5 separate regions of the Mus musculus genome follow, and all the other regions are linked to region 1. Evidence: chromatin loops called from intact Hi-C (ENCODE). Cell type or tissue: left cerebral cortex. All regions are shown on one strand. Region 1 overlaps Csf1 (colony stimulating factor 1 (macrophage)). Region 2 has its middle 48 kb from the start of Eps8l3. Region 3 has its middle 37 kb from the start of Eps8l3. Region 4 overlaps Gm40121 (a long non-coding RNA gene). Region 5 holds the start of Ahcyl1 (S-adenosylhomocysteine hydrolase-like 1).

Region 1 (5,000 bases):
CCTGTGTAACCAGGTGGGAAGGAAGGAATGAAGGAAGGAAGGAAGGTGCCAGGGGTAATGAGTGTTTCTGGCTTGCAATCTGAAAGCTAGTGACTGACCACAAGTTTGAAGGCAGCTTACAAGGTATCTATTTGTCTCAGTGTTAAAAGTTAAAAGGATAGAAAATCTTACCCTTGAGTCTCTCAGTCACTAAAACTTATACTGGTTGGCACACCACCAGTATTATCATTAGACATTCTCTGTAAGATGGAAAGGTGGCTCATCATTTAAAAACACTTGTTGCTCTTGCAGTGGATCCAGGTTCAAATCCCAGAATCTAGATGATGGTTCACAACCATTCATACCTCCAGGTCCAGGAGATTCCAAGAAGGAAGCACATAGAGTGTGTGCATGCAAGCAGGCAAAATATTCATAAACACAAAACAAAAACAGTAAGCCTTTTAAAATTGTCTTTTAAAGTACTCTGTATTGTTGAGCTGCTCTGGGTTAACCTCAGAAGAGTTCTTGGAGAAGATGGCATTTGGGCTATTACCAAGGGAAGAGTGAGGTGGTGCCCTGGCTGATAAGAATCTAATGGTGCTGCAGCATGGGAATGGGGCGTTGTTTCTTTGCCCTTAGTGGGACATGGGGGTAGCTAGGGAGAGGAAGTGCTGGAAAGACATGACTCCCTTCTGTTATAGACATGGCTGGGCTCCCGGCTGCTGCTGGTCTGTCTCCTCATGAGCAGGAGTATTGCCAAGGAGGTGTCAGAACACTGTAGCCACATGATTGGGAATGGACACCTGAAGGTCCTGCAGCAGTTGGTGAGTATGAGACCATGCCTTCTCCTCACTGAGGAAACTGAGGTAGCAAGCCAGAAGGCAGAGTCAAAGAGAGGCTTCCAGAAAACAGTCAAGTGGATAATGGCTCTCCTGGTACTTCTCTCATTGATCTTTTTAGGTCCTCCCAACCCCTTAGTCTGGGTCACCTGTAGTGACTAGGGTGGGCTTCTAACTGCTGCCTGGGTTAATGGTTGTCCAGGAATGTCCACTATGGATTCTAAACTGCTCCTTGACCCTGCTCTGACTCAGACAATGCCTCCTTTGGGAAGTCAGCCCAGTCTGCCTGCTGGGTCCAGATGGTTCATCCTGCTCCTGGATAGCCAGATCCCTGAGCGCCTGGCACCAGGGCCCCACCCAAATTTAGATGGGAGGCTCTAGCCTAACTCTGCGCCTTCTGCCTTCATTCCCCTGATCCTTGCCCCTGAGGTTGGAATGCCCTGCTCATCTGGGCCAGGAAGGAACCCAGGTCCCATTCTAATAGGCTTAATGCAATCTTCAACAATTCTAAATGTCATCTAGCCAGGCAGGATCCAGTTGTTGTCATGGTTCCTGCTCCTCTCACTAAAGAATTTATTCCACAAGCCCGGCAGGGTGGGGCACCAGTGGGTAAGGCCATGTGCAGAGCCTGAACTTGGGCCCCCGAGCTGACCTTCCCAATCTCCCTTCTTAACAGCACCCTATGCATGCAGCTTCCATGGCAGGCCCAAGGCCATGAGTGCTGTCGTGGTCTCTGCTCCAGGGAGAGGCAAGGGCTAGAGACCCAGACTCCCCAGAGCTCAGCCAGCCTCTCCCTGAGGCTTTTCATGATAGAGTGCTTACCACCTTCCAGAAAAGATTACATCCTATATTTTCCTAGAGATAATTCTTCCATATACAGACTAGATTGTGCAATTTCATAGGTCAAAGTAGAAGTGTCTGTTGTTGGCTTTTAAGTACTCTGGGTATTTGGAAGATACAGCTTTTCCCCAGCTGTGGCTCTGTCATTTTGGCATTGTTTTAGGGAGGTAAAATTAAAACATCATTCACCCCAAAACCTGGGTTCCCCATCCTGAAGCTGAGTGGACCTGTAGGTACTATGTAACCACTGGCCTGTTCTATCTCACAGATCGACAGTCAAATGGAGACTTCATGCCAGATTGCCTTTGAATTTGTAGACCAGGAACAGCTGGTGAGTAGCAAGTGTCTGTAAGGTGCTTAAGTGAATATTCACGGCCCGCTCTGTGTTGGCATGGAACAGTATGAAGGCAGCAGAAAACCTAGAGCAGACAGGATGAGGGTCCCTGGGTGCTCAAGTGTCAAGTTCCAGCTTGCAGGGCTGGGTAGGGTCCAGAGCTTAAGTCCTTCTGTTTCCTTACTTTGACCTGGTATAAATCAGGTACTTGCTAAATGCTAGGCACATTCCCCAATTAATCCTAACAATACAATTCTGAGGTCCACAAATATTGCTTGTTACCCATGCAGAGATTAAGGAGCATGCTTAGCCAAGTGATAGAGGCCTAATTTGAGCCCAGGAATGTTATACCTTGTAAAGTAAAAAATGTGCTTTATTTTTTAGATCACATCTTCTCCAATCCACTGGCCAGAGACAGGAAGGCAGTCTAGCCTGGCTTTCTACCCCACACCTAACTGACCAGCCACCCAATGCAGCCAATACTGCCTCTCTGCACCTTAGGGTGCTGTCCCTCTCTCCTCCCCAGTCCCTTGGAAATTTTCAGGGGCTTCTTGACTTCCCTGATTCTAGGGCACTCTCCATCTTACCACTAGGGGGAGCCCTCTGAAACCCCAAAGCCTTCACTTATTTCGCCTTACTTGTCAGGAGCCCCATGGCTCCAGGAGAAAGCACAGTCTAGTTCCAAGTCTGCAGTACCTACCACACCCTACGTTCATTTCCCTCCTCTGCTTCATTCTGCTCCCCAGCTTTTGCATCAGCTCTTTGTGATGTCTTTCCATCCTTTCCATGTGCCCCGCTGATCCCTGTGCTACACACCTCCCTATCTTCAAGCCTCAAGAGAACAGTCAGGCTACCCAGAATTCCTTCTATCTCTGAGCTCTCATGCACTAGACCCATGCATCTCTGTGAACATGCCATGGCCTGCATAGTCTCAGGGTTTCTTCCATCCATTCTATTGCTCCTTCACTTGCACCATGGCACCTATTTATTGGATCAGGCACTAGAGATACAGAGATAAAAGTAGTTTCTGTCTTTGAACCAACTACTGTATCCTTGGAGACAAAACCCAAGGCTACACTTTTGACAATGAGGTAGTCCTCCCTCAGTATTTTTATATTTTGGAGGTTTTGAGGGGGCCATATGGCAAAAAAAAAAAAGTGGAAGTAAGCTGAAAGGAGAGAGGAGAGAGAGAGAGAGAGAGAAAATGCTAAGGGGCAGCAAGGCTGAAACCCACCCTCCCCTGTGTCTCCTGAATAAAGCTGCATTGCAGAAAAGCTCTCTCCAACCAGAATCCACCTTTCCTTCACGCCAGCCCAACTCTCCATCATGGTTGATTTAAAGAAAGAAAACAAAACACAGGCCAAGGGTATCACCATCCTCATCACCAGGGTGGTGTGTCCCTTCCTCAGATTACAGGGTGACAGGCTACAGCCCTCTGTCTGCCTAGGGTGTGATCGTCTCATATAAAGCCTGGGTTTCCAGGCCACCATGGCCAGGTGCTAACCTCCTGGTTCCTGTATTCCAGGATGATCCTGTTTGCTACCTAAAGAAGGCCTTTTTTCTGGTACAAGACATAATAGATGAGACCATGCGCTTTAAAGACAACACCCCCAATGCTAACGCCACCGAGAGGCTCCAGGAACTCTCCAATAACCTGAACAGCTGCTTCACCAAGGACTATGAGGAGCAGAACAAGGTAGGGTGGATTCTGGGGCTGGAGCACCAGAGAAGGGCAGAGGGAGGCTACAGAGGTCCCACCCTGCCTCATATGCTCACCGAGCCTGAACCTTACTAACTTACTCCCTTGCCCATTCATTTCTTATGCCATCCGCCTTTATCAAGCATTCATTAGACAGAAGGCACAGTGCTGGACCCTGAGGATATCCTTGGAACAAGAAATTCCCCTTCCCACCCTTACAGGGCTTATAGCCAAGTGAGGTAGACAGCTGTTAAATGATGACACCTATAAATATGATCAGAAGGGCTCTTCATTCATTCAGTAAAACCTTACTGAGTGACCATCAAGGGATGTTCTGAACACCAGAAATGAGCTGTGATTTTAAAAAGGGGGGGGGCAAAAATCCCCACAATCATGACGAGAGGAGGGGTGCTGAGGCAGCTAAAATGAGCAAGTATGTGAATGGACAATGATGCTAACAGCATTGGAGAAGTGTAGAGCAGCAGGTGAGGGGCGCCCTGGGTGACAGTGAGAGGAACAGGAACCCGAGACTCTGAGTGTGCGGTGAGGAGCTAATGTAATGAGGATGCAGAGGGGAAGAGGCAAAGGCAGCTTCTAAGCAAGAAAACTTTAGCCGGCGCTCCAGCGTGAGGAAGAGCAGTAAGAGCCACAGACAGAGAAACAGAGTGGGGAGTGCTATGCTCAAGCCCTAGGGTAACCAGAAAGGTTTGCATTCAGAAATCCAAAGCGGCTCACCATGGCCCAGGCATGGGGTGTGGACAGGAGGAAGCAAAGTCAGGAAGCACTGCATTCATGCATGGTGTCAAAGAGGTGGGCTTTTTGTCTAAATTTGAAAGAAGCCACCATAAGCTAGTGAATGACACGATGTCATATATGATGGAAGACCATCTGGTGGTGAGGACGCTGTGGAGAGCAGGAATGAAGGGCAGGAGGCCAGCAGGAGGTTCAGCCAAGCTGGGCATGGTGGTGAGTTGAATCCGAGGGGAGCAGGGGAAATGGAGGTGAGTGGGTGTGATCCCTCCAGACAGACAGGACTCCATGCTTCCTGGCAGAAGGGGAAGGGTGAGTGAGGATGCTCTCATTTTGAGTCCCTGGAGTTCTCACTGATGTCAAAATAAGGATGACCTCAGGCAGAGTAGGTTTGAGAGAAGAGCTCATTTTGGTGTGAGGCACATCTGACAGCTGCAGGCGCGGCTCATGACTGTGAATGCTGGACATACAGATGCTGTTTGCAGAGCCACAGAACTGCACAGCCCTGCCCATCCTTCTCACCCTGGTGAGAAGAGAAGGGGATCCAGGATCCTGAATC
Region 2 (5,000 bases), 74 kb before region 1:
TTTATAGACCCCATTGCTGTGCGACAGTAGAGTTGAATCCATCCTTGGCATAATAGCCCAGTTTTATGTGGTGAGCTAGCCTCAGGCATAGAACTGCTGTGGGTTAAACCTTGTGTTGCCCTTAAACCTATTCTGCCCCTCTCTGCAGCAAGGCCCATGAGAGCTTCCTGTTGGGAGGTGGCAGTGAGACATAGCTCAGTCTGAAGAGGAATCTCTCCTCGGTGTTTCTGCTAAGTCTATGGGCTTGGGGAACCCAAATTCTTAGGGAACACTTTGACCTATGAAGTTCCAGAGCACATGGCCTCTGAGCCATCGCAGCCTTGGTTACCCCACCTTGTGAGCCGCATGCAGCCTTCCTAGACAGGAGGATATGTAGTAGACAAGCCTACTCAGAAGGGAAGGACGCTAGATTCTTGACGCCAAGGATCATGAGGGCAGGAAGGTAGAGGTCAAGGGTCAGGAGCCTGGCTCTCCGAGCAATGGGGAACACTCTCAGGTTGGCCATGGAGGGCTGTCTTTCCTCTTCTCTGTGACTGATGGTGGGCACAGAGGCTCTGTGGTGTTAGGGGAGTCCCAGCCTAGGAACCCACTGATTTCTGCTATAGCCCTGGGGGATATGTGTTGTCTTCTTACCACACAGCCTTGATGGCTGAAGCCTGAGGAGACAGCCCAGCCTTGGTCTTCCATGCTGAAGAGGAGGTAGTGACTTTCACTGAATGTTTCCTCCCTAGCTGTGTGCTGAGCACTTTGGGGGCATTGGTATTACAGATGTGAAGACCAAGATTCTGGGAGAAGGCCTCATAGAAGGCCAGCATCAGGAGCCAAATGGAGCCAGAGAACCTGCATTGCTCCACTAACCCTGCTTTCCCCCACTAACCCTGCTTTCCCCCACAGTTCTTCCCAGCATTGGGGCGATTTGTCTAATTTTTTGACTCTAGGAACTATTGGCTGCTTTTAACCCCTTAATTACAGGACTCCTTCTAGAACTGAGCCACAAGCCTCAGCCACGGGGTCCAGGGGATTTGTTTTCTGCCTTTGGCCTGAGCCTCTTTACTTCCCTTGAAAGAGGAACAGGGAGAAGGTGGTGGCAGTTGGAACATCTGAGAGAAGGGCCTAGAACTGGTCTCCTTACTAAGCTGATCTCCAGGAGCCTTCTACTCTGTGAGCTCAGACAGGGTGGGGATGGTTGAGGAAGGAGGGGGTTGGTGAAAACCGGCTAAATCAGAATATTTCTTGCTTTTTATCCTGGGATGGAGGAGGAAGTCAAAAATCCCAAGGGCATGCGTGACCTATAGTCACTCAACTAGTGACTCAAGACTTCTACAGCCTTCTCTGCACCACTTCATACTCAGGCCTCCAATGGCTGACCCTGTGGCTTGCCTCAACCTTATAGTCTAAGACCTGTTGGACTCCTGAAATCATGCTGGGATGCAGTTGTCCCATCCTCCCAACAGTGGCTTTGCCTTTTGAGGAGTCCTGGGAAATAACAGGACTTGCTAGAAGGTCAGGGAGAGCTTTTTGAGAACACCCTAGGGAGCAGGAGTGAGCATGGTGCATTATGGGAGCGGAGATAGGACTGGGCAAGGGCATTCAGGTTCTGATGAGCATCAGGGGGCAGAGAAGGAAGAAAGTAGGGGAGGGGCAGATCATATCCCAAGCATCTGAATTTAGACTACATACAGAGCGTGAGCTCCATACCAGGGTGATGGGAACCAGTGACAGTGTGCGTGATGGTACATACTCAAGAGGATGACACAGGAGGATTGATGAAATTCTAGACCAGCTAGGACCACAGAGCAAGACCCTCTGTTGTGGGGGGTGACACTGTGACTGTGCTTCAGGATTAGTGCAGAGAGAGCAGCTGTGAGGTGCCAGTCGGCGTCCACAGTGTCCACCGCATTGTGGAGGAATTCTGTGATGAGCGCCCTGAGCAACTGTGTCCTGTGGGGCAATAGTTCTGGCGTGGATGTGGTAGTCATCCTCCCACAGCTGGAGTGAAGCCCGCTGGCCGGAGGAGTGAGCAGGATGCAAGGGACACACACACATGTGGCTGGTGTGAGTGCGGTTACAGAGGCTGCCGCCGCCGCTCATGAGTCAGTGGTCTGAGTCCCGTGCCAGCGCTGCTTCCTGGGACTGGGATTCAGGGAAAGGCAGGGTGTGAGGGAGCAGGAGGGAGCAGGCGGTGTGCTGCTCCAGCCTTTTGGAGGCGGCAGGGGAGAAGCCTCAGTCAGCTTTGCTTCAACTTACCACCCAGAGGAGCCACTCTATAATGAGCTTGAGACCCAGGTTAGCATCCCTAGGGCACATAACCTCATGCCTAGACCCCCATTCCATAACCCTCTTACTCCAAGCCATAGCCCCCAGGGATAACTCAGAGGGTCTAGGAGATGGAGACCTGTGTTGCCTTTCTCTCTGTGCAATTAGACTCCAGCTGTCTTTGCTTGAAGATCCTAAAGCCCTCTTGGTACTAAGGCCCTTCTCTGAAGCCAGAGCCCTGCTGTAGCTTGCACACTTTAGAAGACTTCCTCGCTGCCACTGGATCCTCAGAGAAATGCCAGCGATTGGCCAAACCCAGTGGCCCTCCTGCTACAGACCTGGGCTTCCTCAAAGGAAGGACCACTGGGTAGGATGTCAAATGTGCAGGTAAGGATTAGCTGAGGCTCCTCACAAGACATCTCTGCAGCCCAGCAGGTCCAGGTCCCGGGTCAAGGGGGGCTTCTTTGGGGAATCCTTTGCCTCTATTCCAGGAGGCCATGTGGAGTGGGTGGGCTGTTTCTGTGGGAGTGAAGGCCGGGTGTTGACCTCTGAGAGAGAGAGAGAGAGAGAGAGAGAGAGAGAGAGAGAGAGAGAGAGAGAGAGAGAGAGAGAAATGGCTGCTGGCACCATGGCCCTTACCCTACCCAGGCCCCTAGAACAGCATGCATCACTCACTGGCCAAGCATGTTGCACTCCCACCCCTAGCTGAAGTTTACGGGAGGTCTGCAGGAGATGCAAGGGCAGGTTTCCTTGGGGACACTGATGTAGGGACAGTGGTGACAGAGCAGGTGCCTCTAGGGAGATTCCAGACAGAGGAAAGAAGGAGGCAGGCAGGAATGCTTATGCCATGAGCTGTCCCTTCCCAAATCGAGTGGGTGGAGCTGAAGACGTGCTGAGTAATGTCCTCAAGAGACCGCCAGGAGGAGGAGGATGTGTGACCCTTGATGGGTCCAAGTGCCAATGAAATCACTCTCAGTGGCCTCAGCTCCTCCAGGGGTCATGATGACACGGTGCTCTCCTGAGGCAAACTCCTAAAGACTTCTGGCTCTTTAGACGTGATCCCTTCCTTCCTTCTTTCCTTCACAAATAGTTGAATGCGATGCTTGGGGGGCGGTGCTAATACATGCATTCTGGACAGCCTTAGCATGCAGATGTGCGACACAGAAAGAATGGGAGAGAACGGGAAAGGACATTTCTGGCAAAGATCAGGTGACATTGCAGGGCTAGGGCAACTGAAGGAGGCAGATGCAGACAGGACCTGCAAATGTGGTGCAGCCTGTGCCATAGAGGCTTCGCCAGTCCTCTTGATGTTGGGTGAGAAGGGAGCAGGGACCTTGGTCTCATGGGCAGAGTAGAAGCCTGACTCAGCAGTCCTGGGCTCATAGAGGATGCTGAGTGGGGCGTGGTATTTACCACCCCACACCTCAGTTTCCTCATCTGTGTAACGGGGTGACCATGGTTCTGGGGTTTCTGTAAGAACACAGTGTGACGTTGCTTTATAAACTGTAAGCAGCTCTACAGCCCGGAGGCATCCTTGGGTAACACTTCGACACACAGCCTCAGCACAGGCACCCTCAGCATTGACCTTTTGGAGCGCTATTTCCTGAGGAAAGGCCCTGTGAGGCCTCTCTCACCCAGCCATGTTAGTTCTCAGGCACTGGGTGATGTTGATGCTTTGACGTTCCCCGTTCACTCTTTGGGGTTCTTTTCTTTGAAACTAGGTTACCACCAACCTGAGGTCTTAGAACCCAGTTGCAGAAAGTCAGAGGCAAGAGACTTAGACTGAACTGAATCTTCAGACTAGGCGTGGAGGGGTGCAGGAGCAGGATTAGCCTGCTAATGGTGGGGCAGGGACTTGAGGTAAAGCAGGACGGTGAGTGGCAGGTGAGTGAGGCCAGGGGCAGTCAATATCAGTCAGACCTTTCTGAGTCAAACTAGACTCAGGAAGAGAGTCTGCCTCCACCCTGTCCCCAAGCTCAGCATCTTCACCATTGGCACTCCTGAGAAAGCCGAGGTGGGATTTAAATCATGGTCATGCGTGCCTTTAACACCAGCAGTTGGGAGCTCTGTGAGTTTGAGGCCAGCGTGGTCTACAGGGTGAGCTCCAGGACAGCCAGGGCTACATGGAGAACCACTACCCCGAGAGAGAGAGAGAGAGAGAGAGAGAGAGAGAGAGAGAGAGAGAGAGAGAGAGAGAGAGAGAGAGAGAGAGAGAGAAGAAAAAAAGAAAGCAGAGTTGGAGGGGGGAAGAAAGGGTTCCTTGGTTCCACTTGACTCCTGGGGCCTCTTTTCAGACCAGCTAACCCCATGCTATAGTTGTTGGAACAGATTTTGTTCTCCTTAGCTCCCAGAGTCACTAGGCCCTGCCTGGGCATGTCACTAGTGACCAGTGATTAAGCCAACTCTTTTCTTTTCTTTCCTTTTCTCTTCTCTTCTCTTCTCTTCTCTTCTCTTCTCTTCTCTTCTCTTCTCTTCTCTTCTCTTCTCTTCTCTTCTCTTCTCTTCTCTTCTCTTCTCTTCTCTTCTCTTTCTTCTCTTCTGCTAGAGGACTGGGTCCACTTGCCGCTGAACTCTGGTTCCCAGAATTTCTTGCCTCCACATGAGACCAAGTCCTTGGTACCCAGCCTGGCTCCTGCAGGTCTTCCTTGTCTGTGCCACTGGTCCCAAGTTCTCTTTGCCAGTAGCACCATAGTACCAGAACAGAACTGGACTTAGTGACTCTTAGCACTGAGTGGGCTCCATAA
Region 3 (5,000 bases), 86 kb before region 1:
GGTCTGAGGTGGAAGAATGCCTTTGTACCCAGCACTCAATGACGACCCCAGAAATGACACAGGAAGCAAGGAGGAGCAGCTGTCCTTCTTTGGTCCATTTTGAAATGTTGGCCAACAGTTGGTCCTCAAGCTCCACTAGGCCAGAACACATCCACCAACTGATTTCGGTCATTTCTACTTCTTTTCTGGACGTCAATGCCGGTGGGATTTGTCACGTGGCACTCACTAGGGTGATCAATAGACATTTTTGCTACTGTAACTGACTATTTTTAGTAGGAAAGGCTTGATATTTTTTCCAGCCTCTCTGTTGACCTTCCCATGGGGAGAATGCAGGTGAAGTTCAGATAGTCTATGAGTATTGAACTATAATGCTTACCAGGTGGCCTAATAACCAAGGCCAAAACTGCAGCCCCAGAGGACCTGAGGTGGTTGGAAGGCAGTGGGGAGTAGGGATGTACTGGGAGGAAAGGAAAACTAAACGATCGAGCTGGGAGGACTGGGGAAGGGTCTTGTCAGGCACCAGCATCTAAAACCTGCTTTAGGAGGCCTCCCGTCCCTGGTGGCCATGGTTACCCCCACAGCTCCCCTCGCAGACTGTCTTCAATTCTTCTTGCCCAGCTTTTCCCATCCTTTCTCATCTTCTTAACTAGGGTCTCCAAGGTCTTCTGAAGCGGCAAGAGAAGAGTAACTCCAAGATGTAGCCTGTCTAGGTTGGGAAAGACTTTGGACTTGGAGTCACTGTTGTCTCAAGGCTGCAGGCAAAAGCCAGTGAACTTCCATCATCTTTTGTTCAGCCCTTGAGGTGGCTACACTGAAGTCCAAGGAAGGAAATCGGCCTTCCTCATGGGTACAGCTCTGGGATCCTGAGTTAGGATTCTGCTCTAGGAGCTCCATTTCCAAGAGCCACCACCCATCTATGAGTTCAGTGGTGATGCCTGCCCTTCATACTCTGACTCCTGACTCTCCGTTTCTTCGTTCCTGCCCTTCATCTCAAGGTACAGCAGCCTCCTGGTCACCCGATGCTCTCAACTTGTTCTGCCCAATAGCAGTGAGCACAAGGCTTCTACTCCAGCAGGGACAGAAGCAGTCTGAGGCTCTCGTGCCTGGGTAGCTGAGACCTACAGAAAATAAGTCAGAGGGAGAAACCCTGTCGTTTCTGGGCAAGGTCATGGTCCTGTGAGTCTCCTCAGAGAAGCAGAGGACCCTTAGCTACAGGAAGGGGGTGGGGGCTGCATGGAGCCAATGGGGCTGTGTTTTGCCTGTACAGTGGAGGGAACAGGCCAGACTGGAACCTCTGAGGTAGAAAACGGGAGGACAAAGGTTCCAGTGCCGCAGTCTGACAGTCAAAAATATAACACACAAATGTGGAAAGCATTGTAAATCCCTTACTGAGGAGGTTCTGTCATCCCTGAAAGAGTTGGCGGTCAACTCCTGGCAAGTCTGTCTTCAGGGCTGGAAAGTAGGGGAACATAGTGCCTGTATTTCTTCTGCAGCCAGAATAGGTATAGGGAGAATGACCAGAGGTGGCCAGGCTGAGGGACGAGTGCTGGATGTCCCGGCAGGGCTGGCGAGCAGCCTGGGCCTGGGTGAGGTCTATTACTGAGACATTGTGAGCCCCGGGTCAGCTGCTGTGAGAGCTCAGTTGGGCTGGCATTACTCCGAAGCTCAGCCTGACTTCCAAGAAAACACTCTAAAAATGGTCAGGGACCCAGGGGAAGAGCATCCTGTAGCTTGTGCTGATTCCTCTCAGAAGTGGAAGCCTTCAGCCTTCTCAGGGACGGGACTTAGAAAAGAACATGCAATTAACTCTCTCTGTCTCTATTTCCCTGTCTGTCTTTCTGTCTGTCTCTCTGCCTCTCTGTTTCTTCTCTACACACACTACCACCTCTCCCCTACCACAGCATACAGGCTGCAGAACCCTAATCTCTCCTGTGTCTTGGCCCTGAGTCACACAGGGAAAGATGAAGGGTCACACAAAGCCCCACTCAGCTAGCACGCAGCTACTTCATAGATACATCCAACACATACTGTACTCAGCAGCACACAGCCACGTGGAACCCACGTGTCCACGGGCAGGCATTAATGGGCTGCAGCATACAATCGTACAGATCACACAGTAAGACATAACCAGGCACAAGCACAACCAGCCATTTCTTCTGTGCGGAATGGGACCCAGCTGCATACAATTACACAGCGATTCTGAGTCACACATGGACTGGCACCACTATACCCAACCACAGTCACATTCAGCCACACTTGTCAGCTCATGATAACACACAGTCACAGGCAATCACAACAGACCATCACAGTCAGGGAACATAGGTAAATATAAGGGCAGCTGTGAAGGGTGCTTTAACTAAGCATTAGGAGCAGGGGCTGGAGGGACCTGGTTCCCTACGTGGGAGCTGGTGAGGGCCTGGCTGAGTTGGGACTGGAGAAGAAGTCCACTCCAGCATCCAGAAAGTCCATTTCCTGATCACTTTTTCAAAGGATCAGAAACAGGAAGGTGCCTCTCTCTTCTAAGGTCCTGGTTCCTAAACTACCCACCGTCTCCCCTCTGGACCCTGCGGGCCTGCTTCAGGAAGCTGGGATCAGCCAGATTGCAGTGAGTCTGCAGTAATGGGGCCAGGAAGGCCAGACAGTGGGTGGCCACAGGGCCTATCATTGCAGGAGATTCTGAGGGTGGGGGTGCTCTTCACCAGAGGTTACCCATCCAGGGGCAAGAGAGAGACACTGAAGTGTCCATTTCTCAGCTAACACGTATTCTCTAGGCCTCTGCTCTTGGCAAACTCCTAGGAATGGGAGGGGCTGTCCTATGTTGTCCCCAAGTACACATGCTAAGAGCCGTCCTGTTTCCCAGACCCCTGACATGTGCACTCCTGTAGCTCTCCTGGAGTACCCACCATGTTAGGTGCATGCCTGTGCCTTCGGGTAGTTCTAGAACACGACACATGGGAACGGGTCTATGCACTTTGCTGCTTTGTGGGACCTCCTCTTCCAGGCCCTGCTGTGGAGTCAGTTATGTCCTCAAGATGCAGCCACTTCTCTAGGGATCAGGATGACTTTTCCGGATCCGAAGATGTCAGGTTAGTCATCTGAAATAAATCTTTCTAAAGCGATGACTTCCTGGCTTCTACAACAGGGCAGGTTCTCCTGCCATCTCTGGGTCAGGGTTGAGTTCTGCTATCACTGGGCCAGGACATGCTGGTCCTATCCAGGGCCCAGAGTAGTTTTGCTCAAAAATCCTTGTGAAAGGATCACATTTTATACTAATGAAACCACCCTGTTAGAAAGTCAGTGCTTCCTGGAGTCTGGAGGTTGGACAGACTTTCCCACATCCCTGTCAGGGTTGTTCCTAGGACAGAGATAGCTTCTCCCATCATCTTTTCTTCTTTGCTGCAGGGCTCAGCCTGTCTCTTTCTCTGGGGTGCAAACATCAAAAGGCTGCATCCTGCTTCCACTAGGTTCCTTTTCCCCTTTCCTGGCTGTCTTTGAAGTTAAGGAGACATATCAGCTTTTCTTCTAATCCCTCTAGTTGCTTCCTGCAAAGAAGATGCTAACAAAAGACATCTCTGTGGGGAAGCTGCAGAGATTCCACAGTTCACAAAGTTCTTCTGTCCTACAGGCTGGTCAGTCATCTCTGCCTCCAGCCAGATGCAGTAACTCCCAGACAGAGAAGGGGTTAAAATATAAAAACACACAGGCAATATGAAAACAAAAATGTACATTGTTGTTGTTTCCCCCCTTGACAGGGTTTCTCTGTGTGGCTCAGGCTTGTCCTGGAACTCACTCTGTAGACCAGGCTGACCTCAAACTCAGAGATCTGCCTGCCTCTGCCTCCCAAGTGTTGGGATTAAAGGTGTGTGCCACCACCAACTGGCTCATATTATTTTTTAATCTACAGCAGAGAAGACAAGACATTTCTAAGCAGAAATCCATGAAAGCTTGACATATTTAAGCACATGAAATTAGCCTAGTTTTGTAAACATAAGCACTCTCTCTCTACAAAATTAAAACTCAAAGGACAAACTCCGAAAGATGTCTGTACAGATGAAACAAAGGGTTTGTATCCATGAGCTACAAAGAGCTTTTGCAAGTCAACAAGAAAAAGGGAAAGATAACAAGCTGATATAGAACTGAATGAAGGGCTAGAGTAAGTGATTTCCAGATTTGTATTTGGCCAACAAGTACAAGAAGAGAAGCTAGCCCTTCTCATTTCAAAAAGCCAGATCATATCTATGAGGGCAGCAAGTATGTAAAAAGATGCCCTCATTTACATATTTACAAGACAGAGTATATTAGACATTTCCAGAAGTTACAATTGTCCCTATCTTTGACATTGGAAATGTCCAGTGATTTCATCTCTAGGAATTTATTCTAGAATAAAGACACAGTATCATATCTTGATATTCATAGAGCTTTAGGGAGGCAGTGCACATGGGGCTGTGTTTGGGCTAGCTCTACCCCCTGGAGGTTCTATAGTACCTAAGGCATGGGGTTGCACGGGTCACAGCCTTTGCTTGGTTCTCCTTGAGCCCACATTCCCTTCCACCCTCTCATAGGTCACTACCTACCCTTTCTCAACAAGTCAGGGTTCTTTGGAAGATATTACTAGCTTTGGGAAATCCACCTACTACTCCTTAACTCCAGATTGCAGTTGATATAAACCCAATCCCTCAGGACTTTCTGTCCTCCCTGGTCTGGACGTGGGCACATGATCTAAACCTGTGCTTTGATGATACATCCTGGGAGTTTGGTGGAAGTCCCAGGTCAGATTCCCCCACCCTCACCCCAGTGTGGCTAGATGCTGTTTTTAATACAAGAATGAAGACTGAGCCAAGAGAATCTTTGGATCGTTATGCTCAGGTTCCATGCAGCCCCCGGGCTTTTCTGATGCTTGCGCTCTGATAACTGAACTGGTTTGGGAGAGATGTTTGTGGGCTTGCCATGGAAGCTTCCTTGAAAATAAGAATCCCTCCCTCTAGCAGACAATTGGGTTC
Region 4 (5,000 bases), 50 kb before region 1:
TCCTGACACTGGTTGTGCTGCTTTGGGGATCACTTTTGGCCTTCTGCTCCCTCCTCCCCGTTGTAAAAGTTCCCTGGACTCCTGTGCTCTCCCTGTACTGGAGGTGCTCTCTGCAGGAGGGCCCCACCCCTTCCTCCCCAGCTTCACCTTAGGTGAGGTTATTAGGCACCCTTCCTTCTGTTAACCGAGTTCCTGCTGTGTTAGGGCCAGCACTAACATTCTCTGCAGTCAGCCCAGGGAACAAGGCCGGATATGCTGCCTGCTCTTACAAACACACAAAAACCAGACATTATTCAAAGAATTATATGAATATGTATAAGATCACAGCTCCAGACATGTGCAGCACACTTATCACTCCAAGAGCTCATAAAAAGGGTTTCATTTTCTACCAAGTTAAAGATGGAGGGACGATAACTGGGATCTAAGACATGAATGGAGCATTTACCGAAGTCATAAAAGGAGAGGAAACAACACAGTTTTTAAAAAAAGGGCAAAGGATGTCAACAGAACACACATCAAAGAAGATACATTGATGGCCGAGAAGTGTGAAAATGTGTTTATGTGTAATTAAACAGTAGGAAATTGCTAATTAAAACAGTAATGGTGTGGTTGGAGGTGTAGCTCAGTGACAGAGAACTTGCCTAACATGCGAGGTTCTATTTCTGAATACACAGAAAACACCACAATGTTATACAAGTAGAATGGCTAAAGCCCAAAACACCAGATGCTGGTGAAGAAATGCAGCAGTGAGACACTGTCTGTTGGTGAGATGAAAAATGGAGAGACAGTTTGGTGGTCTCTTACAAAACCAAATATACTCTTGCCAAATGACCCAGCAGGCTTGCTCCTTGGTATTTGTTCAAGGGAATTGAAAACTTACATTCATACAGAAATCTACATGCAGATGTTTATAGCAGCTGTGTTTATAATAGTCAAGACTTGAAAGCAACCAAGATGTCCTTTAATCAGAAAAAGGATAAACAGATGCACCCCTGCAATGAACTATTATTCGGATGATAAAGGGATGGGCTATCATGCCATGGAGATACGAAGGAATCTTAAAAACATACTGCTAAGTGAAAGAGGCCAATCTGGAAATTGATGTAATGTATTATTTCAATGATTGAATGCTCTAGAAGAAACAAAACTATGGAAGTACTAAAAAAAAAAAAAAAATCAGTACTTACCAGGGGTCTGAAGAGAAGGAAGAGTACACATATATCGAACGAGGACCTTTTAGAACCGTAAAATATTCTGTATGATGATATAGGATCATGGCTCTCAACCTGTGGGTTGTGACCCCTTTGGGGGTCGCCTAAGACCCTCCTGCATATTAGATATTTGCATTATGAGTCATAACAGTAACAAAAGGGGGTCACCACAACATAAGGTATTAATGAGTTGCAGCATTAGGAAGATTGAGAAATACTGCTATAGGCCACCTGCCATAGCTCAGAGAATATCACCACAATCAGCACTGATGTAAATTAAACAGTGGTGTTTGGTAGTAAACAGTGTGTTAACGTGGGTTCACAGACTGACACACTGAAGTGTTTCTCCGTGTTGACGGAGGTGGAGGCTGTGTATGGGGATAGGAAGGGGTGAGGAGGGGACACAAACTCTTTGTTTCGCACCTTCTTTCATTTTTTTTTCTAATTTTTGTGAACCTGAAACTGCTCTAAAAAAATAAAATCTAGGGCTGGAGAGATGTCTCTGTGGTTAAGAGAACTGACTGCTCTCCCAGAGAGGTCCTGAGTTCAATTCCCAGCAACCACATGGTGGCTCACAACCATCTATAGTAGGATCTGATACTCTCTTCTGGCGTTCAGGTGTACATGCAGATACATATACAGAAAGCAAATAAGTCAACCAACCAAAGGAGGAGGAGGAAAAGGAGGAGGAGGAGTAGCAGCAGCAGTAGTAGTTGTTGTTGTAGCCAGGCAGTGGTTGCACACACCTTGGAGAGGCAAGGGCAGGTGGATCTCTGTGAATTTAAGGCCAGCCTGGTCTACAGATTGAGTTTCAGGATAGCCAGAGCCACACAGAGAAACCCTGACTTGAAAAATAAATAAAAATAAAAATAAAAACATAGATAAATAAATAAAATCTATTAATTTCTTTAAGTGGGTGAAGGTGGGAGAGAACAAGGTACAGAAAGAGACTAATACCTGCAGAGGCCCTCTGGCCTGGGGGAAGCTTCATCATTACACAAGTCTGAAGGAAGGCATCATGGGTAAAACAGAGAAAGATGGGGCATGGTGAGGATGGAGAAACAAGTGTGGCCCAGACTCTGCAGGGTCTGGTGAGATGTTAAGACTTTTTCTTTATTCTGAAAGTGTTGGGAACCCCCTGAGTAGTTTTAAGGTTATGATAATAGGATAACCATGGTGATAATATAATTAGATTTGCATTTCAAAATTTTAACATTTATTAATTTATTATGGGGGGCATGTGTAAACCACCTAACATGTGTGGAGATTAGGTAGGAAACATTGTGGGAGTTGTTTCTGTCATGTGGGATACATGGTCTGAAGTCAGGTCATCACACTTGGTGACAAGGACCTTTGCCTGCTGAGCCATCTTGATGGCCTACGATTCTATTTGTGGTTACTGTGTGGAGAGTGGAGAATACACTGGATTACTGAGGGAGGCCAAAGTGGACATGGGAGTACAGGTGAGGAGCTGCCACCATCGCTCAAAGGGAAAACCAAGGTAGCCTGGATGGGAGCAGATGTTGCAGGAGTAGGAAGAAGGAATAAGACAAACCAGTGCTTGCTGGGACAGAATTTGAAGGAAGTGTGGAGGAAGGTAGAGCCAGGACTGTTTCCTTGGTGAATGTGTGATTGTCCAATGAGAATTTCAGGTTTTAGACATTTCTCTCCCTTTTTAGCCATATTCTCTTTTTTTCAGGGTTTTGACTCATGCAGATTTCTCAGCTTTTTTCTTATAATCTGTTTCCTCCAGTGAAAGCAGCAGCAGGTCCCTTCTGTACAATAAAGGACTCTTGTCACTAGAATTAAATTCATAAAGCAAATTAAGCAATTTTTGTGGCATTTGCAGGATGCAGAGCTGCCATAGTCACCACACAGTCATACCTGTGTACTTGGGGAAGGAGTGTGCCCTTCCCTCCAGCCTTGGGTGGGCTGAATCAGGCCTGTTTCTGCCATAGTCGGCTAGCCCACCTAGGATGGAGTCTTCCGACCTAGATAAAGTCTATTGTGTGCCACATCTGCAGCTTCCTGCAAGAAGCTACCTGGTGAGCAGCTGAGCTTGCTTTCCAGATGAGATCCGAACAAAGCAAGGAGATCCTGGCAAAGTGGGGGATGGGTCTCCCCCTTTAAATTCAAGACCCTACAATTAAAGATTGAGTCTTGATCAGAGAACTTTGTCTTGGCTCATTATTTCTCTCACTGTCCTTCCCATCCACCCCCAGCTTTCCTTTCAGGAACCCAGTAACCTGTGACCGCTGGTGGCTACACAGGAGCTGGTTTCAGAACTCCATACTCCTATCCCTGTGCTGAAATCCTTGGATGTGCAAAGTCCCTTATACTAAAGAGAATGATAATGTTACCCAGATAATATAACCCATGTAAAGGCTCTTGTTAGCTTTATTTCATCTCTAGATAAATTTGGATCCCTGTGATTGTTAATGCTGTCTACTTTGGGTTAATTGAGATGGGCAGCATCATTCCCTAGGCTTCAGTCCTGGACTGAATAAAAAGGAAAACCTAGCAGAGCACCAGCATTCTCTGCTTCCTTCTGGTAGATGCCATGTGACCAGCTGAGCTTGACCCCTTGTGCCACCCCTCCACCCCCGCCACCATGATGGATTATACCCTGGAACTGTGAGCCCAAATAAACCTCCTTTCCATTATGTTGCTATTGTTGGGGTATTTTATCAGAGCAACAAAAACAAAAATGTAACTAATTGGATACCTAGTAAATGCCATGTGTAGCTGTTATCCTTCATTGCTTTGTGAATAGAAAAAAGAAAGGGTTGTGTGTCAATGCTGAGTCTAGCTTCAATTAAAAAAAAATTCAGGCTTGTGAGATGGCTCATCGGTTAAGAGCACTGACTGTTCTTCCGAAGGTCCTGAGTTCAAATCCCAGTAACCACATGGTGGCTCACAACCACCTGTAATGGGATCTAACGCCCTCTTCTGGTGTGTCTAAAGACAGCTTCACTGTCTTTACATATAATAATAAATAAACCTCAAAAAAAAAAAATCCATGATGAACTAGGAAATGGCTCCATCGGAAAGGTGACTCTGTGCAAGCATGAGGGCTCTGCCTTCAGGTCCTCAACGCCCAACAAAAGCCTGGTGTAAGGATGCACATCTGTAAGCTCAGCACTGGAGGAGGGAGGGCAGAGGCAGGCAGAGCCCTAGAGCTCATTGACTAACCAATCTAGGCAAATTGGTGAGCTTCAGGTTCAGTAAAACCCTGGCTCAAAAAATAAGGTGGACAATTATAGAAAAAGACACTCAGCATTGCCCTCAGGCTTCTACACGCACCCACCCACATGAACACATATGTACATACCACATGCATACATACAGATATTTGCAATCCAAAGTTGGTTAAGTCCATGGACATGGAACCCATAGATCTGGTCCAGGCACTGTTTGGGGTGTATCGTTAGCTTACCGAATCATTCTGAGAGCCCAAGGAAGTAGTGTGATGATCATCCTCACTGACAAATAGGGAAACTGAGGCACCAAGATCCTATGACTTGTCTACGTTCTCTTGGCAAGGATTTGAACTCTGGCTCTAGAATCCTGGCTCTTAAGCCATTATGCTGCTTATCTCTTAAGTTTGTCTTTTCTTTAAGTTTCTTCTAAAAGGTCCAAGAGAACTTTTATTTACTGGATCTCAAAAAATGGAGGGAGAGAATCAGCATAATGAAAGAGAACATGCATAATCCAGCAGAATAGCTGAACAACGCTGACCTGCAGGCTCATCTGAAATAGGATGTGGAGGGATGTAGAGAGACAGAGCAA
Region 5 (5,000 bases), 59 kb after region 1:
AGCTAAAATGCCCAGAGAAAGTACAAAGCACCTGAAGAAAAACTGCTTTAAAAAAGTCAAATCCAAAATATAGATACACTAGAGCTTGTTAAAAATAATTTGTCTCAAGACACATATATTTTTTTTTAATTCAGGAGACTTAGAGTTTCTTAGCTGATTTCTAAAGACTCAGGTGAATTGAATCTATGGGGCTCCAATAACAGTGTGGACAAAATAAAAAAGATGAAAGCTCCCGAGTGGGCCAGTTGTGGTTGCAGGCCCCAGCTCTAAGGAGAGAGTGGCCGCCTGGCCCTGTGTGGATGTGCTTACTACTCTGGTTTCATCTCTCTGCCCTCTGTGGCCATAGAATTCCCAAGGAGAGAAGTCTGACTGCTCTGAACAGTGAGCACATGAGAGAACACTAACATTTTAAGACATAGCAATCCTTCTAGGTACTTCAACAGCCCTCTTCAAACATCCACAGGCTTCTTATAGGAAGAATTCAGTGGGTCCAGAAATAACTATTTCACACCTTCCCCAACCTTGAGCACAAATCAGTATTGGGGTAGGGCTGGTGTCTTTTAAGACCACCTTTTTTCTTGATAAAGTTGAGTCTTTAAAACCTGGTAAGGTCAGGAATGGTGGCACAGGATAAGAGATCAAAGCCAGCCTGGGTTACATAGTGAGACCCTCTCACAAACAACCCAGAACCCAGTGAGGTGCTGGATATAAAAGAATGAGCTTAGAGAGGATTTAGTGGAAAGGCTCTCAGGAGGACTTATTCTCAGCATAGTGGGGAAGAATCTGGCTTCTCAGAGTCCACCCAAGAGAGAAGAGTGAAGCAAAGGAATGAAAAAGGAGCCACAGGAAACAGCTAGATGCGGAGTATACTAGAGAGCTTTGAGGGAGATTGTGGTCATTGAGAAATCCCAATGGTGAGATAGATGGCTGAAATCTCTTTTTGGAACATTTCAGAAATGTAATTGTAGACTGTTTGCTATGTGATGTAACCTCTCCCCTTTGACCAACAAACCTTCATTAAAAGTTCTGCTACATGTTATAGCCTCATTTTTTGTGGTTTAGGAGTAAGAGTTGGAAAGAGAAAGGGGCTGATGTGACTACAAGAGCTAAAGAAACAGTTGTAAGACTGGAATAGTGAGTAATGTTTCAGATGAGGCAGCAAACTAGAGCCAGAGATGACCATGAAAACCTAAGTCCCCTCAGTAATTCACAGAAATCCTGGGGACAACATTGTACTTTCCACAGGACATAGGAATTGGAGCCAATGTCATTTGAATGACTCTCAAAGGATAAGATACCGCAGTTGACCCCAGCTTACGAATAGGCTTTCCCTTCCCAAATGGATGGGTTCTTGGAAAACATAAATATGCCACATGCACCTCTACCATCCCAGGGCCTTTATACGGGGGCTGTACACAGTAGAATCCAGAAACTGTGCGAGTCCAAACTGAACGTTCTGCACTACACTCACTGAGAGTGGAGCTGGCAGGGAGAGCCTACTGCCTAGAGAGCATGGAGCAGGAGAACCCATTTGGCTGGGACTTTTTCTCAATCTGCCCTGTTCTCTGCCCTCTGACCAACCCATCAACCTTATCTTAATGACCTCTTCACATCAGCACTGCAGCCTGAAGGTCTTGTAAACAGACAAGGCCCAGGAGGAGATGGTGATGGAGGTCATAAAGGGTTGTGTAGAAACCAGACTGCTCTCAGCTTGTTCTGCACCCCTGTGAAGTAAAAAAGCAAACACTGTCCCCTGGAAATGGACTTCTGGCCCAAAGGGCCCAGGGTGTGGGCCGGGAGTAGGCTGTCTCTAACACTGAATTTTCCCAAAAAGGGCCGGGTAAAATGTGTCCGGTGGGACTCTGGTTTATGCTCCCAAGCATCGCTCTTGATATGCCATCTTCCCGATCCCCGATGCTCTGCCACCTCCCCATGCTGAGGTTTCCTGGGGAGTTGGTAGTCCAAAGACCCTTAGTCTTGTGGCATCTTTATAGGAGTCACACTCGGCTCAATAGGGCTGATGGCACCACCTGGCGGCAGACAAGGTTCAACTACTCACCCTGGGACGTTCATCACCGAGGCGCAGGAAAGGAGGGGCGATTCCTGCGGCCCGGCCCAGCATGTTGACGTCACCAGAGCGCGCCATTTGTCCCCGCCTCTTTCCGCCCCCCTCTCCTTGGGGCTGCCAGTACTTGACGTGGCGTCTCCGCCCTCTACCCTTACTTTGCGTGCGTGCTTGCGTGTGGCGGAGGTGGCTGCGCGGGCAGGTCGGAGCTGCGTGCTGTTGCTTCTGGTTCTGTGGCCGCCGTCGCTGTCCGGCAGGCTCCGGTCTCGGAGCCGACGAGGCGCGCGCGCGCGGGTCCCAGCCCTTCGGAAGCCCAAGCAGCTCGGCGCGGGGCCTGGCGGGAAGGCGGGCGAGCGCGTGGCCGAGGGCGCCGCGCGGACGGGCGGGCGCCCGTGAGGGAAAGAGGCGGGGGCGGCGGGTTAGCCGCGGGCCGGGCCGGCCGGGGGATGTCGATGCCTGACGCGATGCCGCTGCCCGGTGTCGGGGAGGAGCTGAAACAGGCCAAGGAGATCGAGGACGCCGAGAAGTACTCCTTCATGGCCACGGTCACCAAGGCTCCCAAGAAGGTGCGGGGCTCTGGGTGGCGGCGAGGGCCCTCGAGGAAGGGGCGCGAGCAAGCCCCGGGCCCGGACTCGGGTAGTTCGGGACTTAGGGCTAGGGTTTGGGGTGCTCAGGACCATTGACACGATGTAGTGGGTGGCCGGTGAGCGGCGATGGGCCTAGCTGGAGCCAAAGAGGCCGCTCTGACCTCGCTTTTCTTTGTCCCTCGGCCGGAGTCCTCCTGGATCTTACTGAAGCCCGACAGGGCCAGGCCTTAAATTCGCGACTGACTTTTCCTGGATGGAGGGCCTTGAAGACGAGATTGGGAGGGGGTGAGCGACTCAGCTGACCCCTGTGACCTGTCCAGGGGATGAGGTTGTGCAGGAAATTTCCCCTCAGGTGAGTGGGGGAAATCAGGCAGCTCTTTTTCAAAGCATCTTCTTGGGGGAGAATTGGCCGTTCGACCAACAACTGCGTGATCGCTTAGAGGCAAGAGGAAAGAATCGTATGAACTGGTTTATGCAGCTGACGGTTCTAAAAGCAACAAGAGATGGAAAGGCAAAATGGTAATCGCCGTGCAGTCTTCCACCTGCTAGGAAGTATGTGAGAAAGGAAAATTTAGAGGTTGGTGACAGTAGACACTGTCATGGATGCAGGTTGATCGCAGTCATGTGAATAGATCACTTAGACATCCCTCCAGAAAGGAGCTTGGGTGGGTTGGGGAGGTGGGTGGGAAGAAATGATTGCTCATTCTTTACTGCACTTACAAGTTCAGCCTATTGTGCTGGGGGTTGAGCTCAAAGGACATCCTTCTATGGCTCTTGGAAAAGGTGATCTATGGAGGGCTGAGTCTAACTAGCTCTCTCAGTGGTAGGGTCGGGGTCTCCAGTGCTTTCTGTCGAACCTTTGCTGACCCTTCCTCTAACCTGGTACCCAATTAGCAGTGGAACAAGGAGGTGACCTTTCTGAAATAGTTTCCTCTTGTATAAAGTCTCTTCACAATCAATCCTGCCTACAGTATTTGTAGGGTTCAAGGATGATATAGATTCAGCTGAGCAAGGTTTGCAGAGCAGTTAATCCCCAAGGCTCCTGTACTGGAACTAGTTAAGCTGCTCTCAGTGCCTGAGAGGGCTTTATTTATTTTCCTCCAGGAAACTAATTGACTGGTCTTGGGGAAAAAAAAAAAAGTCATTGCTGTGTGCTTTAGCTCTGTTTTCTCACAAAATTGAGAATGTCACCAATAACACCTTTGAAAGGTTTATAGAAGGTCCCTCCATCCTAAGGGATCCAGTTGACCTCATTTTTAGTGCTCTCATTCCCCAACTGCTTTGTTAGAGAAGTGACCTTTTGCAATCTGCACTATTTGAATACAAAGTTAGAGTTCTTACAAGCAAAATGCATACGTGCAGTACCTCAGATGAGTTAAGTGGAGAATTGGAAACACTGATAGACTAACCCCCTGACTCTTATCTCTTGTCATAAGCCCACCTTCTTTTGTCTAGGTACTCCAGAGAGTCTTAGTCATTTTTATTGTTCCTTATTTTTTTCTTTCAGTGTAACTATATTCTTGCAAGTCAATATTGATAAGCCAAAATCTGTATTATACATTGTAAACTCCTGGAGGCCAGGACTCTTGGTTACCATTGTATCTATGGAGCCTAGTTATGGAGCCTAGTTTTGTCCCTTGAATGTAGTACTCAATTATTAATTGGCAATCTGGCTAACCAGTAACTGAGATGCTGAATGCCAACAGCAGTAAATATCCCTTTTCCTCTGTCTGAAAGGAATATCACAAATGAGTATTATTGTGAAGCCAAGTGCTAATGACTTTAGAGACTCATATTCCATTAACTAAAATAAGCAAGTCCTGCCAGGCGTGTGGGAAGACCCTGTTGTAAATTTCCATTTGCTAATGTATGTGTCCTCATGTTATTCATCTTGTTCTTTGAGCTTTATTGTGTGGTATGTACGTTGTACTTGTATTAAGATGTATTATGATGACTAATTACCTTCCCTTAATGATGATGATAAGAAGCATTTACTTAGTTAATGGACCAGTTAAGGACTAGTCAAGGTCATGTAGTAAATTCTGGGTACTCTGGTTTTGGTTTTTTATTCCCTCTCAGGATTTCAGTTCCTCGATATTCTGACTTAGGTCACTGTTGAGCCTCTTCCATGTGGTGATAATGTGATGAAGTATAGAAAAGGTGAGGGTGCAGGTGGCATGGTACTGAATAGTGTGAGGAAAAGGTCTCTTTAAAATGATGTAGTCCGTCATCCCAAAGGATCCCAGCTCGACTGTAGACCAGGTAATCTTTGGATCATTCCCATTACTGAGCTCTCGCTGGAATTGAGGGCATTCCTGGGGCCATAGGTGACTTTAAAGCTTCTCCAT

Evidence for each region. Hi-C counts contacts between places; a loop is a spot of excess contacts. Peaks named below come from ENCODE experiments on the same cell type or tissue, not always from the same donor. Only the 100,000 strongest peaks of a DNase experiment are listed, where the experiment ranks them.
Region 2: a loop joins it to region 1, with 2.1 times the contacts of the local background. A loop is called at or near these places in 7 of 42 quality-filtered maps.
Region 3: it touches region 1 in a loop (2.0-fold over the local background); 6 of 42 quality-filtered maps call a loop at or near these places.
Region 4: a loop joins it to region 1, with 2.3 times the contacts of the local background. A loop is called at or near these places in 6 of 42 quality-filtered maps.
Region 5: a loop joins it to region 1, with 6 times the contacts of the local background. A loop is called at or near these places in 23 of 42 quality-filtered maps.

The regions. Positions count from the first base shown.
Region 1 is chr3:107,752,420-107,757,419 of GRCm38, reverse strand. Csf1 (colony stimulating factor 1 (macrophage)) reads left to right here. Exons shown (of 9, transcript NM_007778.4): 2 at 681-803; 3 at 1,927-1,989; 4 at 3,518-3,688. The region is part of intron 1 of Gm40121 (a long non-coding RNA gene); the gene reads right to left. Among named protein-coding and RNA genes, the nearest start is that of Csf1, 5.5 kb to the left of the region's middle. In left cerebral cortex, a CTCF peak has its summit at 2,581 (motif pointing right); a DNase peak (open chromatin) is centred at 2,592; H3K27ac peaks cover 8 bases.
Region 2 is chr3:107,826,820-107,831,819 of GRCm38, reverse strand. No RefSeq gene overlaps it. Among named protein-coding and RNA genes, the nearest start is that of Eps8l3, 48 kb to the left of the region's middle. In left cerebral cortex, a CTCF peak has its summit at 3,167; DNase peaks (open chromatin) are centred at 2,087 and 3,173.
Region 3 is chr3:107,838,184-107,843,183 of GRCm38, reverse strand. No RefSeq gene overlaps it. Among named protein-coding and RNA genes, the nearest start is that of Eps8l3, 37 kb to the left of the region's middle. In left cerebral cortex, no CTCF peak of the experiment used is centred here; DNase peaks (open chromatin) are centred at 1,603 and 2,181.
Region 4 is chr3:107,802,868-107,807,867 of GRCm38, reverse strand. All of the region lies in intron 2 of Gm40121 (a long non-coding RNA gene), which reads right to left. Among named protein-coding and RNA genes, the nearest start is that of Csf1, 45 kb to the right of the region's middle. In left cerebral cortex, no CTCF peak of the experiment used is centred here; DNase peaks (open chromatin) are centred at 306, 691 and 2,889; H3K27ac peaks cover 1,678 bases.
Region 5 is chr3:107,693,789-107,698,788 of GRCm38, reverse strand. It overlaps Ahcyl1 (S-adenosylhomocysteine hydrolase-like 1), which reads left to right and starts at 2,229. Exons shown (of 17, transcript NM_145542.4): 1 at 2,229-2,631. The coding sequence starts at 2,512. It overlaps Gm40121 (a long non-coding RNA gene), which reads right to left and starts at 2,564. Exons shown (of 3, transcript XR_003954675.1): 1 at 2,060-2,564. In left cerebral cortex, a CTCF peak has its summit at 2,035 (motif pointing left); DNase peaks (open chromatin) are centred at 2,141, 2,834 and 3,071; H3K4me3 peaks cover 3,113 bases; H3K27ac peaks cover 2,830 bases.